Linked DNA regions of Homo sapiens: regions 1 and 3 are each linked to region 2. Evidence: chromatin contacts called from ENCODE Hi-C data. All regions are on one chromosome and are shown on one strand. Each heading gives the region's core, a stretch centred on a gene start or an enhancer-like site at or near the end of the contact. The rest is flanking DNA. Distances are from core to core; before and after follow the strand shown.

Evidence for each region. Hi-C counts contacts between places; a loop is a spot of excess contacts on that map. Pooled maps may share reads with other maps.
Region 1: a map with no recorded cell type shows a loop between it and region 2 (2.8-fold over the local background). The contact joins two enhancer-like sites. A Hi-C loop is called at or near these places in 1 of 168 maps with a recorded cell type or tissue (IMR-90), 4 of 37 single-sample maps with no recorded cell type and 2 of 50 pooled maps.
Region 3: a map with no recorded cell type shows a loop between it and region 2 (6-fold over the local background). The contact joins two enhancer-like sites. A Hi-C loop is called at or near these places in 3 of 37 single-sample maps with no recorded cell type and 2 of 50 pooled maps.

Annotation. Positions count from the first base shown.
Region 1 is chr7:91,083,078-91,086,979 of GRCh38, reverse strand. The region is part of intron 12 of CDK14 (cyclin dependent kinase 14); the gene reads right to left. Among named protein-coding and RNA genes, the nearest start is that of FZD1, 180 kb to the left of the region's middle. Within about 2 kb of position 2,571, at least 7 of the 41 ENCODE cell types and tissues checked have a DNase peak (open chromatin) inside an H3K27ac peak, as active enhancers do.
Region 2 is chr7:91,555,985-91,559,832 of GRCh38, reverse strand. No RefSeq gene overlaps it. Among named protein-coding and RNA genes, the nearest start is that of LINC02932, 250 kb to the right of the region's middle. RefSeq lists enhancers at 1,534-1,583, 1,058-2,257. Within about 2 kb of position 1,697, at least 5 of the 41 ENCODE cell types and tissues checked have a DNase peak (open chromatin) inside an H3K27ac peak, as active enhancers do.
Region 3 is chr7:91,163,052-91,166,897 of GRCh38, reverse strand. All of the region lies in intron 14 of CDK14 (cyclin dependent kinase 14), which reads right to left. Among named protein-coding and RNA genes, the nearest start is that of FZD1, 99 kb to the left of the region's middle. Within about 2 kb of position 1,422, at least 4 of the 41 ENCODE cell types and tissues checked have a DNase peak (open chromatin) inside an H3K27ac peak, as active enhancers do.

The DNA.
Region 1 (3,902 bases), core at 1,322-3,821, 470 kb after region 2:
ACTGCAGCCTGGGCAATAAAGCTGCAAAAAAACAAAACAAAAACGCTAAAAGCGAATAGTGTTTTTCTCCAGTGACTTCTTATATTCATCTTTATTTTGAGGCTGAACATTCACTAAATTTGTAAATATTTTCTTAATCAAATGAAAATGATATCAATAAATTTGAGGAAAGGTATCACATATCATGTGTTTCTTTTACATAAGGAGAGGTAAAAATGACTGCATTTCTGTTCATGCTTCACTTTGTAAAATGTGGTAGTTTTCAATGTCCTAAAACTTAAGAATTAAGATATATACACACACACACACACACACACACCCACAGGGGCCCAGTGAGGAAGACCTGGATCAGCTCTTTATTTGGAAGGCTTATTTAGAAAATGGAGCCCCTCTCAATAGCATCTCATATGTGATGAACAGGAAGCTGAGCCTTTACGGTGTTTTCTGAGTAGAGTTAGGGGAGATCAAGGAGATCGGGAACAACAGCAGAGAGGTGAATTCTTAAGGGAGTTCAAAAAGGGTAGAGAGCTGTGTGTCTAACCCCTAACAGTTCCCAACAGAAAAGAGAGAGAGACAACACAAGAAGGAGAAAGGAATAGAGACACTTGCAACAGGCTGCGCCCCTCAGGAGGGAACAGCGTGGCTTCTGGAGGGGAGGAGGCAGGGAAAGGAATGTCTGCTTGATGTTCTTTGATATTTCCACTATTCCCCCTGCAGATTTATTATGCTTATTGGGTACTCCAGAGCTATTATACTCAGGGTGTTTACAAATAAAAGATAGGGGTGAGAAGCAAAAATAAAAAGCAAGATCTCTGGACACTTGAGTGCAAAATGCAATGACTCTTTAGTGTAGTGTTTCCAAAGCAGCAGACATCCACATTTGTATTACACTGACGAGCATTTAAATGATCTAGAATTGTGTCACCCAATATGGCAGCAACCAACCACATGTGGCCCTTAACTCTTGTTAATTACATTTAAATATAGTAAAAAAATTCAGTTCCTAAATCACAGTAGTCACATTTTAAGTGCCCTGGAACCACAGAGGCCTAATGGCTACTGCATTTGTCAGCACAGACCTAGAAATGTCGGGCCAAACTTTCAGTTACCTCAGAGGCCAGCGGCCTTCTTGAGCATAATCTCTTTTTCCTCTGTGCTAGAGATAAAAACTGATTTCTTCCTTATACATAATTTTAAAGATACCAGTTGTGAACCAGGCAACTTGAAGTCAGAAGCCTATGCCTGTTACCTGATGGGTCAGAGACCAGGCAAAATAGACGGTGTCTGACCTGGCTAGGACTGGATTTGCTCCCCTGTGCTCTGCTTCACTCCATGACTCCGGATTGAATGGGAAACTCTAGTACCCACTTCTGATAAGCAAAATGGCCCCCAAAGATGTCCACCTGTTAACCCCTGAAGCTGGTGAACAGGTAACTTTTCACAGCAAAAGGGACTGTACAGAGAGAGTAACCTGGATTAACCAGGTGGGCCCAATCTAATTACATGAACCTTCAGAAGCAGAGAACTTTCTCCTGCTGGAGGCAGAGGAAATGGGGCAGACAGGAAGTCAGAGAGATCAGAAGCTTGTTTGATGGAGAAGGTGGCTATGTGATGAAGCATGCAGGAGGCGTTGAGCGGGTGGAGACAGCGAGCAAGGAAGTGAGACCTCAGCCATACCCCCCAAGGAACTGAATTCTGCCAACAACCTGCATGAGCATGGGAGTAAATTCTCCCCGAAAGCCTCTAGATAAAACCCCAAGTTGGTCAACATCTTGATTTTGGCCTTGTGAGACCCAGAGAAAAGAAATCAGCTCAGCTCTTCCAGACTTCTGCCTGACAGTACTGTAAGGTAACATGTTTGTACTATTCTACACCAATAAATGTGTGGTAATTTGTTATGGCAGTCGCAGAATACAAACACCCATGGCATATTTGGGAGAACAGAGGAACTCCTACAGTTTATGCTTCTAGAATCTGTTTGGAGAAGACTTCGAGAAAGCCTAATTCCATCTCCTCCTTTCAGGGAAATGAGCAGCCCAGCTGCCTCTAGAAGCTCTGTGCCACTTCAGAAGTAGGGTTGGGTTTTATTCCTTAATGAGCTGGATGGCAGGAGGAAGGTATTAGCCGCATCGTAAGCGTGCACTTTTGGATGAGGAGTCCAACACGTAATCTGAAAGGATGAAAAGCAATGGCTGTTGCCAACTCCCAAGCCTGGCACATACTGCCAATTAGTAAGAGAGAAGATGGGTATTTTCTGTCTATCAGAAGGGGATCAAAAAACGCGTGTCCAACAGATAACAAATAGCATGGGGCCTGCCCTTGGCCATCACCAGGGGTTATTAATGACACTGAATTCTTTGCTACAAAAAAAGAGACATGGATAAGAAATCTGGCAATGACACAAAATGACAGGGCTTAACCTCTTGGGGGCAGTGGGAGCTGTGTGGAAGAGGTGACAAACCTCACTGGTAGGGTGTGAGTGGGTAGCAGGCAGGCCTGTCATCTCTGGCACTTAGACTGTCACAAAGCCAGCCTTTTTCCCATGGTGCATTACCCAGCAGTGGGCAGGAGAGGCCCAAGTTGGTGGTGTGGGCAGTCAGCCAGCTGCAAACACTGTTTTCCCCAGGACAGAGGAAGTCAGGCTTCTGTTCTGTCCCAGCTCTCCTGGCTGCATGAAATCTAGATGGGGAATGACATCAGGTCCCAGAAGAGATATCCCCACCCATGGCTGCGGCGAGAACAAAATAAAATTAGATATTGATAAGCTCCCATGAATATGGGGTTTTAAAATGGATAATATTCCCTTCATAAGATTCACTGGAGTACATATATTCCTAGTTGTTATTTTCAATTGTGCTGATCATTTGATCTCATAAGCCTGTTTTTAATTTTAGGCTATACAATCAAGATGATAATATCTGCCCTACCTCAAAAGACTGCCATAAGCATATGTGGGGATGTGACAATGTACATTGCAAAAGGCTAACTGTTAGTTCCATCACAACTATATCTGTGGAGATGAGTTGCATGTCAGGCCTTTGACTATGTCCGTTTCATATGCTTTCACATTTATGCTGTTGCCACTGCTAGTGATCAGGGCTAGGCCTTTGGCAAATTTACCATCTTCCACTCAGATAGTTTTCTCTTTGTCCTCCTGGCACCTGCTTGCAACCTGAATCTTTGGACAGATCTTTATTGTCTTTTCCAAGGCTCTCTAGGACTCCCACCAGGGCCTGGAAAGCATCTCCTATTTTAGGTCCTCCTCTTTTTCCTTTCAAGAATCCTATCTGCAATTTCCTAGAAGAGCTGCTTTCTATTAGATGGCAAGGGGTTTAGGGGGTTTTGATAAACATCATATCCACATAATGCTTTTAGTAACTGAACTAATGATTCATTCTTATGAAAACAAATGTCTCCAGAAATTGCTATGAACTGCAACTTCCAAGCAAGCAGGTGAGCCTTTGGGGGCCTCCAAACAATACTATGTATGGCAGTGCAGGGTCAGGACAAGAGACCTGCTTGGATTGGACTGTCTGCATATTGAAAACAGTACATTTTCAAGGGTATGGCATGTGGTGAAGAACTACACCTCATGCAGTGTTCTAATGCTGAACTCAAATCCATAGAGCTGGGCAGTGGACAGCTGCAGCTCACCCTTTGAGTTATAAGACTGGAATTCCAAAAGGTCTGCTTTAGTGTCTGCTTTAGAGTTTATCCATCCAATAAACCCATCCCTCAAACATTTAATAGTGATGTATAGAATAATTTCTTTGAAAATATTACAAGAAGAAGTCTCCAGGCACTAAATAAATTAAAATTGTTACTTTGAAGTAAATAGAATTATAACAAAAATGATCAACAATGAAAAAAAAAAGTGAAAGTGGGGAAAGATGATTTAAGAA
Region 2 (3,848 bases), core at 448-2,947:
AACAAAAAGATGGAAAAATGCATCTATTTAGGAAAGCCAAGCCTCTGCAAGAGAAAACAAAAGGCTGCCAAGTAGATTTGTGTTTTAATTTGTGATCCTTCTTGCTCCCAGCTTGTAGCCACCTAACTCTCCTTCACACCCGATCTCACTTTTCCTCTGCCAGGACTCACAGCAATGCCTCATCAGTGGGTGTTCCATGTATGTCAGGAGGACAGCAAGAGTTTATGTGGAGGACCTTTGCTCAGGGAAACCCTTTAATGGGCAGAGCTCTCCCATTGATCCAGCAAGGTCAGCACCTGCCAGGTGGATAGACTACCTTTTCATTAATTTGTGAACCTTATGAAATTGCCATTTGTGTGGGTCAACAAATGGTTGAAACCAATAGAACAACTAGCCCACCACCTAGGAAAAAAAACAAAAAACAAAAAGTCAACCTCAAAGGGTTTTTTTTCTCTGCTGATCTCAATTTTGCCACTGAAATCTATCCACATAGCACCTGTGCTGTGTGAAAATTCTTAGTAAGTCTAATGAGGTCACCACAGGAAGAGAAGATTTGAAATTCAGTCCATGAGCAGAGATGGGTAAGGAATATCAGAGACTGTGCCTACTCTTAGATCGATCTCATGATCACGCCTCTCTGCACCCCTCCCTGTGGTGCTGCCTGAGAGCTGATCCAAGTTTTTGTCCCCCTGGAATCAGACAACTGCTCTGTTCCCTGATTTCTTACCTCTAGACATGGAAAAATCAGTTTTATTCTGGTATCTTCCTAGGCTTCTCCAAAGCTACTCTGCTTCTGCCTATAAACTTCCTTCTCTTCCTTCTTCCCTCTCCAGTGAACTCACTGCGTTCTAAAAGTTTAGGCTTTTGGAAAGCAAAGCCAGGAAGCCCTGAGACTTTCTACTTTCTGATTATAAAATGAACTTCCCCTGGGGCAAAGCAACGCGGAGTCTACTTAAATGGGGCAGGGGGTAGTCAGAAAAAAAGTGGAGGAAAAAAAAGTAATTAATATCACAAAATATTTAGCCACAAGCAGAATATATGGTAGAGTGGTAGGGATTAGAAATGTACAAGAACATCGTCTCCTTAATAAGCTTCCCCAGGTCGGATTTTAATTGTCTCGAAGCTTGAGAGACTTTAAGACAAAAAGAAGAGTATCCTGAATTCATTCGCCTCCAGCTGTCTTCCTCTGGGACAGTGAACTAGCACAATCCACACCTCATGAAAGACTAAGGCTGATGTGGGTTTGTGAGATGGATTGGGTTGGTTCCCACCTTGTTTCAACTGGTACATAACAAATAATCTGAATAAAAGCTCAGGAATCACTTCGAGACATTCGGGATCAGAGCAGGACAGGCTAAAGGAACTTCTTCTCCAAGCCCTAAGGTTATGGTTCCCTCCTTGCATGTTGTTTTTTTTCTCTTAAAGCCATTCAACATTTTTATTTTACGACTGCTTCAGGCTCTTTGCCACCCATTGGCATGATGGTGGCACTGGTTTACGTTTAAATTTCTTTTTTTCCTTGACTGTCTGTTTGCCCAGTTACCCAGGTGATTGACTCAGCTACTTATGAGTCAATCTTCTGAAAAGTCATTTTCAGAAGTCTTACCATTTATTTGCACCATCAACAACAAATATTTCAGGCGTGAATCAGAGCGCCATTGTCTTTGTGGAGGTCGTCATGGTGCTGACTTGTCTTCATTGGTGTTCTCTCCTGCGTGGGATCCTGCCAAGGAAGCCTCTCACAGGGCGAGCTGGAGAATGTATTACCATTTAGAAGAACTAATTTCATTTAGAAGTTGACGTTTCAGCCAGGTCTTCTGAGAGTTAGAGTCATTGTGAAAGTGCACTTGGGATGATCTAGAGAAGACAGTAAACAACAAAAACTAAAAGCCAGCTGACATACTGCCCCAGAAATTTCTGTTAAACAATGTTTAACAGAAACATTGTTTCTTTTTGGGGGTGGGTGGGGAGGAGGGCAACTTTGAAAAATAGATGCAAGGACCACATAAAAGGGATATGTACCAATAAGAAAAAATTTGTGCCAGATAGGAAATGAGATATAAAAATGAACTAAATATTCCAGTGGAGTTAGGAAGAAATAAAATATTTATGGATAAATCTTATTTGGGGATGACAGTATGAATGCCAAGGAAAAACGAGAAACACCAAGCCTGCTGCTTACTGAGTTAGGACATGTTCTTTCATTAGTTCCTTAGTGTGTAAGGGGAGGTGAGGAGTTCCCTGGCTTGTTGTGGGGAAAAAGCTTCAGAGGGAAAGAAATGGGGCAGGCCTAGGCTTGTTGGTGGGGCTGAGATGTGAGCAAATGAGACCTAAAACAACAGTCGCAATGATGAAACGCGTCTAAATGGCCTCAGAAGGACTTGGAATGCAGCCCTGTCTATACTATCAGACCATTTCATCTCTGTGTGAAGGAAGAATCCAGCATGAATTTTCTTCCCCCATTCTGGGCAAGAGGCAGGAGGGGTTGAAAGATAATAGTGAATGGCACTTTCCTCTCCTGAGTATGGCACTGAAAGGTGTTGAAAACCAGAGGAACATCTACTGCCATCTATTCAGTTCCACAATTATACAATTGTCAACCACGGGCTCACAGATTGAGCAAGTTTTTCCACTTACAGGAAAAAAGTGGCCGGAGGAATTTAACCTTTTTTCTTCAAGAGATTAAGCAAAGACGTTTTCATGGCCTTAGGCATGCTGGGGCCAGTTTCCAACCTTGAGCTCACTTGCTGTCCACAGGTGGCAGAACAATCTCTGCTGACTGTTCTCACAGGTGACCTCAGGTAGGACGTAGTTCTGTGCACTGCTTCACAGCAGATAAACTGAGTCAGAGGGGCTTGTCTCTGGGCCTGGGAGAGGACAAGGAGCCTGGAGTTCCACAACCCAGAGCAGAACACAGATCTCTGCTTCAGCCCTTGCCCCCTCCTCTCACCTTGACACACCGTTGGAGTTTAGACAAAGGCTGACAGATCCTGAAACTTTCCTGGGGAAGGTCAGCCTCAGATACTGACAAGACACCAAGGGACTGCAGCTGCTTACTATGGAAAGAGCATGACCCTATGAAGAAAGGAGATGAAGGCCTGTAAAAGGGACATTTTTATAAGCAATATAAAAGGAGATACTTTTTGGGTTCATTTCTTTTTGTGCAAAAATGACAACTAGGGATATGAATCAAAGTTTGGGCTGGATTAGAAGTATGTGCTTCAGAAACGGCCACTGGCAGGTCAGTCTACACTCTGGTTCATGGCTAGTCCTCTTCTCACATCCATCAGCTCCCAGCTCTGTTACCCTTGGTAGCAGTGTGGCAGAGCCCCGTAAGCTGTGCATAAACCAAAATATATGCTCCATTACTACGTGATTGTGTGACCTTGGACAAACTGTTTAACTTTGCCTGAGCCTCAATGATATTATCAATGAAATGGGGATGTTTCTATTTTCCTCGTGCCAAGGGCTGTTGTGAGAGTCAACAAGAGGACACAAAAGGAAAAATTTTGAGCACAAAAACTGCTGTACACAAGTGTGAATTCTAGAAAAATCAAGCTGTAAGCCTGGTGTTCTGTAGAACATTGTTTCTCTGTAGAGCGGTAAGTGATAACACTTTAAAGAACCGTTGAAAGTGTGTGCAGTTTTACTTTTTTGAAGGGTGGCCTCATAAGCCTTAGATTCCTTTTAGCTTTCTTCAGGAGGTACCGCTTGTCCCTATATACTGCCATTTTTCCTTATAAAAGAGTTCTGAGTGCAGTGGCTCACACCTGCAACCCCAGCACTTTGGGAGGCTGAGGCGGGTAGATGACCTGAGGTTAGGAGTTCGAGACCGGTCTGGCCAATGT
Region 3 (3,846 bases), core at 173-2,672, 390 kb after region 2:
CTGGGCGGTTGCCCTCACTGGTGATTGATTCTTTAATGAGCTTCACCTGCAGGCCCAAGAGCACAGAGACTGCCCAGCTCTCTAGATTTTAAAATAGTGATCAATTCAGACACACATTGGGTTGTGTTGTTGGGACTAGTCAGAAGAACTGTTGTATATTCTCTGAATGACAAAAACTGAAATTGAGATATATTTACAAACACATTCACACATACTCAGGGGCCTTATGAATAAAAAGCGAAAATGCCAAATTACTCGGATGCCTCTACACTCTATCAGTATCTTATGAAAAGCATAAGGCTCTGCATTATGATCCCTTCTAGGTTAAACACATTTAAAAATCTTATAAAATACGAATAATATAAATAATCTGAATGCTTTCTATGATACAATTTCATTTCATAGATTAATGTATCAGTAGAGTAGCTATAAGCTGCTGTTTTTCTTTTTAAAAAATTAATTAATAGGCACTTCAAGTTTAGCCTCTTCACAAGGCCATCCTATTTATTTATACATTTTATTAATTCTGAAGCCAGTAGCTCCTCAATGGTGTATTTATGTTCAACTAGGTCAGGTCCACTGGGATGATATTTGGTCTTTCACAGAAGACACACTGAGCCTGTAAAGACAGCAGGCTCAAACTACCAAACACACTTCCTTTCCTAAGATTTGACTACATGAATTTGTTAGACTTCAGTGAAAAAATATAGGAATCCAGATATGCATTTCATAAGTCTCTCTACATAAGACCTTCTACACATAAGGGTGTCAGTAACACGTTGCCTCCTTACTAGGGAAGCAGGCATTTGGCAAACAGTCCATTTGTGATAGTTGGTTTGTGTAGCTTGGTGTAGTAGTTTGAAGGGCACCCACAAATACCAATAGAGGGAAATACTGAAAACTGTTCTCTCACATTACATTAGTTTGCTTAAAAAGTATGCATGTGCTAACCAAGCCTACAAATCACTAATTGTCAAGTATGCTGCAACAGAATAAAATTTAGCACAGAAAATACTTAGGTGAGATAAAAAACATTGATGTTTATATTTCTCAATAAATCTATGATTGATTACTTTGATAGTGATAATGCCATAGAGATAACTTTATAAATACTAACAATGCAGAGGGTTTGACATTTAAAATGTTCAAATGCAAGATGACATTCTTACTTCCCCTTTCAGAAATGTTATGCATGGATTACTTTCAGAACTATTTGAGCCAAGCCCTGTTGATGAGTAAACGTTAAAAGCAGCTGGGATGTCCACTTTCTTGGTGTTTCTGCTCTATGATTTTACTCGGTGGAATGTGATGAGCACTATTACCTTTTGAAACTATTACTAGCCAGAACTCACTGATGACTTAGTACAGAACACTGGAGTTGAAAGGAGTCCTGGAGACCCAAAACTCTCTCCTCATTCCACAAAAGGGAACCAGAGGCCCCACGGAGATTAAATGGCATGCTCAAGGCCACAGCTAGTTAGTGACAAGGTTTAGCCCAAAACTCATGTATTTGGACTCCTAACACGGTGCTCATTTGCTCTGTTACCCTTAGTGTGATGAAAGACAGATAAATGGCACAAACTCCTTACAGTTTCTATGTCAGCACATGATTATTAGATGTACGCTGTTGACTCTGAATGCTCTGAGGTTGGAAGAAATGTGCAACAATCTAAATGTCACAGGCCTGGAAGTAATCAAAAGGAAACTGAATGTTAGTTACTACTGTGCATAATGCTTGCAACATATCTGTGGTTGGTTGCAATGTACTATTAGAGCGTGGGTTTTTGTTGTGACTGTATGAACCAGGCCGCATAGGGAACGCTGAAGAGCGATCACAAAAATACCTTTCTTTCCCTACTGTCCCTCAAGCAGCAGGGATCAAATAACTGTTTCTCAGCTGTCAGTCTTTTAAACAAAAATATCTCCTTCACTCTATGTGTATCTGTGGCAAGTTAGTGTCTGTTTCCTCTTCTTTTTTCTGTTCTATTTTTTAGACCCCAACCTTGGATCACCAGGGGATACTGGGACTAGAAAGGGACTGACATGATGTTTTACAAATTTATCTTGGATTTCTTCAGTACGTCACAGTTTGTGTTCAATAAAGGCAGGCAGTGTAGAGCAGGCAGGCAGAAAACAGTCTACAACTGGATATTGGGAGTGCAGAATCATCTGCTGCCAGTCTGGACACTGGAAGGGCTTTCCACTCTGAGTATGACAGTTTCCATTTGTATTTCGGGCCAGCTGCTATTATGCCAACAATGTAATAATGGTGTGTTTTATTCATCTGCAACATAGCCAAATCTTCCTGCATTTGTCTAGGAAATCACAAAGCTTGATGAGACCTGGAGGAGCCATCTTTCATCCTCCTTACTTCCTAACTACACACAAATCCCCCAATTCCTTTACCCTGACTCTGGCCTGATCACTTACTAGCTGGACATGTTTCTTAATCTTTACTTTGCCATGGTAGCCTCATGTGGTAAATGGGGCTGACGATAGTAGCTCTCTCTTCGGGTTGTTGTAAGGATTTAATGAGTAACACGTACAGGACTTTAATAGGGCCTGGCATATAGGCACTATATAAATATTAATTATTGTAATTATTATTTCCACTCAACAAAATTAAGACTTCCTCATAGTTTTGGATCTCAGCTGATTGTAATCACTTGTTCATCAGTGGTAGAATGGTTTGTTAACTAATGAACATCATATAGCTATACCGTAATTTATTCAACCATTCACTTATTATTGGACATTTAGTGTGTTGCCAACGTTCTGCTATGTAAGTAATATTGTATGCTACGTGCCCTGTCAAGCATCTATCCTTATAGTTTCCTTACGAGGTGGATGTTTTAAATCCAACTCATAATTTCAAAATGAGGCCACTATGTCTTAGGCAATATGAATCCAATATGACCACACAACTAGTAGGTGTTATTGCAAAACTTGAGCCCATGCCTTGGACCCTAAAGCCTTAATCAATTGCCTACCTATCTTCTTAGCCTAAATGGTTATAATAACAATTAATTTGTAAAACTAATGTTACAAACTCAATTTTTCCAGAATTTTTTTCATATGGATCATCTTATTCCTTAATAATTCTGAATATTACCAGCAGCTGGGAGTGGGGTAGGGTGAGGGAGGAAAGGAAGTTGTTGGTCAAAGGGTATAAAGTTTCAACTGGACAAGAGAAATAAGTTTTGAGATCTACTGCACAAGTAGGGTGACTACAGTCAATAATACTGTATTATGTATTTCAAAGTAAGAGTAAATTTCAAATTTCCAATGCAAAAAACGGTAAGTAAGTGAGGTGATGGATATGTCAATTAGCTTGATTTAATCATTCCACATTGTATGCATGTATCAAATCATCACCTTATACCCCATACATCTATACAATTGTAATTTGTCAATTAAAAATATTAAAAAAGGAATTCAGAGTAACTGCAGTGATATTTTCCCCTTGAGTCCAAACTCCTCAATTTAAAAGCTCTGACCTGTTGTTAGGAACGCTTACATTGCAACACCGTCAGCAGCTTTGTCAAATCTTGCGCTGGATTCTAAAGGACCTAGTCACTTCCTTGCATCCATTTATTCCCAACTGCCTGGACCAGCAAGACATGAAGAATAGACATGAATAGCACAGAATAGACATGAAGAGCAATTTCTGGGGCTGGAGGGGATAATATAACTATGATCCAGCAAGAAGATCTTCTTTGCTGCTTTCACCTACTACAAGCTTGTACAACACATTTAATACAATCTAATACCTTGTGGGTCAGGGAGAAACTCCCATCATCACTATTGGGAGTGGTGTGAACAATTATATACAAGTGCTAGTTTTAG